2 separate regions of the Mus musculus genome follow, and region 1 is linked to region 2. A link is a loop called in an ENCODE intact Hi-C map of the cell type or tissue named here. Cell type or tissue: left cerebral cortex. All regions are shown on one strand. Each heading gives the region's core, and the rest is flanking DNA. Links, peaks and the distances in the headings are about the cores only.

Evidence for each region. Hi-C counts contacts between places; a loop is a spot of excess contacts. Peaks named below come from ENCODE experiments on the same cell type or tissue, not always from the same donor. Only the 100,000 strongest peaks of a DNase experiment are listed, where the experiment ranks them.
Region 1: it touches region 2 in a loop (11-fold over the local background); 3 of 42 quality-filtered maps call a loop at or near these places.

The regions. Positions count from the first base shown.
Region 1 is chr13:50,041,322-50,044,131 of GRCm38, forward strand. All of the region lies in intron 2 of Gm30520 (a long non-coding RNA gene), which reads left to right. Among named protein-coding and RNA genes, the nearest start is that of Gm30520, 34 kb to the left of the region's middle. In left cerebral cortex, for the core only: no CTCF peak of the experiment used is centred there; no DNase peak of the experiment used is centred there.
Region 2 is chr13:49,861,415-49,864,224 of GRCm38, forward strand. All of the region lies in intron 16 of Gm272, which reads left to right. It also overlaps the pseudogene Gm8672. Among named protein-coding and RNA genes, the nearest start is that of Gm8674, 40 kb to the right of the region's middle. In left cerebral cortex, for the core only: no CTCF peak of the experiment used is centred there; no DNase peak of the experiment used is centred there.

The DNA of each region.
Region 1 (2,810 bases), core at 236-2,735, 180 kb after region 2:
AAACTCTTCTCAAAGATAAAAGAACCTCTGGTGTAATCACCATGCCTGACCTAAAGCTTTACTACAGAGCAATTGTGATAAAAACTGCATGGTACTGGTATAGAGACAGACAAGTAGACCAATGGAATAGAATTGAAGACCCAGAAATGAACCCGCACACCTATGGTCACTTGATCTTTGACAAGGGAGCTAAAACCATCCAGTGGAAGAAAGACAGCATTTTCAACAATTGGTGCTGGGACAACTGGTTGTTATCATGTAGAAGAATGCGAATTGATCCATACTTATCTCCTTGTACTAAGGTCAAATCTAAGTGGATCAAGGAACTTCAAATAAAACCAGAGACACTGAAACTTATAGAGGAGAAAGTGGGGAAAAGCCTTGAAGATATGGGCACAGGGGAAAAATTCCTGAACAGAACAGCAATGGCTTGTGCTGTAAGATCGAGAATTGACAAATGGGACCTCATGAAACTCCAAAGTTTCTGCAAGGCAAAAGACACCGTCAATAAGACAAAAAGACCACCAACAGATTGGGAAAGGATCTTTACCTATCTTAAATCAGATAGGCGACTAATATCCAATATATATAAAGAACTCAAGAGGGTGGACTCCAGAAAATCAAATAGCACCCTTAAAAGATGGGGCTCAGAGCTGAACAAAAAATTCTCACCTGAGGAATACCGAAAGGCTGAGAAACACCTGAAGAAATGTTCAACATCCTTAATAATCAGAGAAATGCAAATCAAAACAACCCTGAGATTCCATCTCACACCAGTCAGAATGGCTAAGATCAAAAATTCAGGTGACAGCAGATGCTGGTGTGGATATGGAGAAAGAGGAACACTCCTCCATTGTTGGTGGGATTGCAGGCTTGTACAACCACTCTGGAAATCCGTCTGGCGGTTCCTCAGAAAATTGGACATAGTACTACCGGAGGATCCAGCAATACCTCTCCTGGGCATATATCCAGAAGATGCTCCAACTGGTAAGAAGGACACATGCTCCACTATGTTCATAGCAGCCTTATTTATAATAGCCAGAAGCTGGAAATAACCCAGATGCCCCTCAACAGAGGAATGGATACAGAAAATGTGGTACATTTACACAATGGAGTACTACTCAGCTATTAGAAAGAATGAATTTATGAAATTCCTAGCCAAATGGATGGACCTGGAGGGCATCATCCTGAGTGAGGTAACACATTCACAAAGGAACTCACACAATATGTACTCACTGATAAGTGGATATTAGCCCAAAACCTAGGATACCCAAGATATAAGATACAATTTCCTAAACACATGAAACTCAAGAAAAATGAAGACTGAAGTGTGGACACTATGCCCCTCCTTATAAGTGGGAACAAAACACCCTTGGAAGGAGTTACAGAGACAAATTTTGGAGCCAAGATGAAAGGATGGACACGCAAACTTTATATGCCCCAGTACAGTGGAACGCCAGGGCCAAAAAGGGGTGTGGGTGGGTAGGGGAGTGGGGGTGGGTGGGTATGGGGACTTTTGGTATAGCATTGGAAATGTAAATCAGCTAAATACCTAATTAAAATGGAAAAAAAGAAAATGAGAATTCAATATCGTATTTTATGATTCAACATAATCACAATGAAATTTAAAATCTTTTCCTCCTTGGAATTTGAGAGCTATACAAAAATCGAGGGGAAAAATGAAACTCCTTTGAGGAATGAACTAGTTAATGTCCTCCCATACAATACCAGGACCTATGGACTGGAGAGGTGGCTTAGTAGTTAACAGCACTGGCTGCTTAGGAGAGGAGCAGGAATGAATTCCCAGCACTCACTGGTGGCTCACAGCCATGGGTAACAACTTTCAGGGGGAAAGTGCTTGGTATAGAATAATTTCCTGCCAAGATATACAGCTAATAAAGGACTCACACCCAGAATGTGTTCCTAGGAATCAATGAAGAGAAAGGTTGTTAAGAGTCGGAGAATGGCACACCTGTATGCATTAAAATGGAAATATGACCAGGCACCAAACATCATAAAAGTCCCTAACCCCATCGGCTAACACTAAAGTGACTAAAGCAAGTGAAATTGGGAAAAGAAGATTCAAAGGGTCACAAAATAAACCCACCCACATGCCAGAGGGAACCTGTGTACACCTGAGCTGGAGCCCTAGAAGCACACAAGCTAATAATAGCACCATGCAGAGAGGAAGCAGGCTCCAGGGAAGTCACAGCAATTAAACGGGGAAATGTGGACAACTGTCAACTTTTTAATGAACAGAGAAATCTAGGTACATTGAAATAATGTGAAAGTATTTAATATAAATGATTCATATGTGGCTCTACTGAGCAAGGATGCATCATGCTATGCTACAATATAAAATGGAAGCTGTTGGACAGAGAGGAGACAGTTTGAGTGAGCCAGGCTGCTGAGTTGAGCAGAACAAGCTCAGTGTATCAAGAGTCTACTTAATGTGAGGAGGAGATTCCTAAACCAAGGTGGCATCCCTTGCAGTAGGCAGGAGTGATGATAGAGAGGCACATGGGTGTTGAGGGGCTGACAGCATCCTTCATTTTACCTTGTTTGCGCACTTGTTTATAGTACTGAATTGACATTACATATATATTTTGCTATATTTTCTTTTATTTATTCATTTTTGAAAAATTTTTATTGGATAATTTCTTTATGTATATTTCAAATGTTTCCCCCTTTCCAGATCTCCCCTTCAGACATTCCCTATCCCATTCCCCTTTCCATGCCTCTATGAGGGTGGTCCCCTGCCCACCTACCCACTCCTGTCTTTCCCTCCCTGGTATTTCCCTACACTGGGG
Region 2 (2,810 bases), core at 90-2,589:
CTCTCTCAGTGGTAGAACATGCTATTCTACAGGTCCTTCTCTTGAAACAAGAAGGCATTTGGTTTGATGTAGAGCTTGGGACCATTTCCATTTCTTGGAACCATGCCACACCTTCCAAACTTGGTGTCACAAGTTTCAGAGGCAATGGCAGGTCCTGGGAAAGCTGTGGTTGTTCTTGAGCCTGGGTTAGAGCTTGGGCAGGGCCACAGGCATCACAAAACCTCACGGTTTTCTGTTCTGACAAGGTAGGGCTTCTGAGGATATGGGCAGTAGCCAGAAGTGACTCAGGGAACAGAGAGGAAATGCCCCAGAATATGTAACTAAACTCCTTTCGTATAAGATGCTCCAAGACCTTGAGGTAAGACAACTGCTGAAAGAGAGGAAGGTGATCCATTTTGTGAAGAGGGTTCCACAGGGGTTGTGGTGGGGAGTCCTGGAGCAGTTGCTTAGTGGAACTGCAAAAGACAGCAGGCAAAACATCAGCCTCAAGCAGAGGATCAAGAGAGCCATCAGTCTGTGTAAATATGGCACCTGTAGCCATACAGTGACTCATTGCCTCCATATCACATATTCCTTATTCTCACATTCAAGAGGGCTGTCTTCCCATCCCACCCTGCATAGCATCTCCAGAACCTGAGCTCACAATCTGGCTTGAAAATTCCCATAAGACAAAGATTTCTTACATTCTCATAGGTTGTGATGGAGTCTTGGTCTCTTCCACATTTTTTCCTCCATCTCTACAACCTGGAGATAGTTAAGTAAGAACAGGACAAGGAATGAGAACACAGAGGAGTGAGACATCTCTCTTATGAACACCTCTGTGAGGACTCTAATGCTCAACTATCATAGTGCAAGGAACATTGAAAGTGAGAAAGTGGAATAAAGGGATCTCATTTCTCCATTACACTTTCCTGCTCCTCCCTCAACTTGTGTAATTCCACTCACAACATATAATGCCCCCAGGATCAGTTATCTGAAAGAGAAATACAGATGGGAGTATTGAAGCTACCTGCTGTCAGGTGGACCATGGAGATCCCTATACAGGGGCACAGCATCAGTCCAGTGCCTTGAACAACACTCACATGTGTAGCTCCCATCCTAGCCTAACCACAGCTTCTTTCTGTCACAAAACTTGGGTGTTCCCTGATTCTACTTTCCTTCCCAGAAGTCCTTCTTCCTTCCTGCATATCATGTCCTTGGACACATGCCTCTCATCATGAACCTGGTCACTAAAGGGCCAGCCAGATGGAATATCTCACCACAGGAAAGCAGAAGTCTACCTTTTCCAGTAGCAGTTTTCTTCCTGGTCTTGTTCTGCTCCATCCTCACATCCTGCCATTTAGAAACAACACAAATGATCTGGGGTCTGTTCTTCCTCTCTCTGGTATGCAAGCTACCTGTTCTCTTTGGTGATTGAATACATGAAATCTGCATTTCCCACTGAGCTCTCTCTCTCAGCCATGCTTGCCTCATTCACCCTATACTCACTTCCTTATTGCCTTGTTGTAAAAGAAGCAAAAGTGGCTATATATGCTACATATACCAGGGATGTCCTCAGTCAGTGTCCTCAGACAGGATCCTACCCAAGGCTGAGCTCTGCAGCTGCCTTTGGCCTGTCAGGTGATACCTGCTCCCTAAGAGCAAAGGAGACTCAAGCCCTGATCTGAGGCCCTTGGTCTTATCACCTGCTTGTTGTCAGCACAGCACAGACAAATCAAGAGCCTCAGCAGAGGACAGATGATCTCTTCTGAGCTTCTCCTGTGTCCCCACCAACTCAGATATACAGTCTGTCCATGGAGTCTCAATGGTCCTTAGTGGTCTCCTTGTACAGATGCTCTGGGAGCTCTGGGCAGACACCTCAGAGCCACTCTCACCTCTGCCCTTCCTGTCAGCCCTCTCAGACTCTTTCTGGAAATTTCCCCTCACCAGTCTGTAGCTAGAATTTAGCTACTTTGTAGGTTTGTCCTTCTTCCATCCTTCCTTCTCCACCATTTTTTCCACCCATTCGGTCCCCAAATACTAGATAGAAAAAAAAAAAGATAGAGGGGAAATGGGGAGACATTATTCTTAAGCTATTTTCTGCTGGTTAGGCGGGTTTATTTACTTAGGGCAAGTTTAATCTTCATTGTCAGGATATCCAGGATATCATCTTCCTTCTGTGCACTAGAATAGTTAACAAGGCACAAACACCAGCAATGGATAGCACCTAACAACCAACTGCCAAGTGTGCCTCTAAAGCACATAGCATTTATATATCCTCTGAAAGTTCCTAGAATTCCAAAAGTCATAAGAACAATGAAATTTTCTGCTGTTGACAAATTCATGCTACTGCTTGAACATGAGGTAACGCACAGTCAGTTGCTGTGAGCATTCTGAAGCTCACACCTGAGTATGTATGTGTGTGTGTGTGTGTGTGTGTGTGTGTGTGTATACAATTTGTCACTACACCTGTATTTCTATGAAATGTGGGAGTAGCATTCATGAACAACAGAATGTTGCTCCATTGTGTGTGAACCAAGAGTCTCCTCACCTCTGAGATGTCGCTTTCACTTTCTGGTGGTGGTGACACTGGGCAGTCCTTCAGGAATGGCAGTAGTAGGAAAAAGAGCCCAGCTCCACACACAAAGGCAATGCCTATGTCCATTGCTATGTCCATGCAGCTGGGACTCATCCATGTGTCACTAATGCTGTTCATCAGAGCGAGAAAATTCTCCATCTTCTGAACAGCAGAGCAGCTCTCAGGCTACTGAGTCCTAGGGTGCAGGTTGATATGTGTCATGAAATCTCAGGCCACATCACACAGCTGTGAC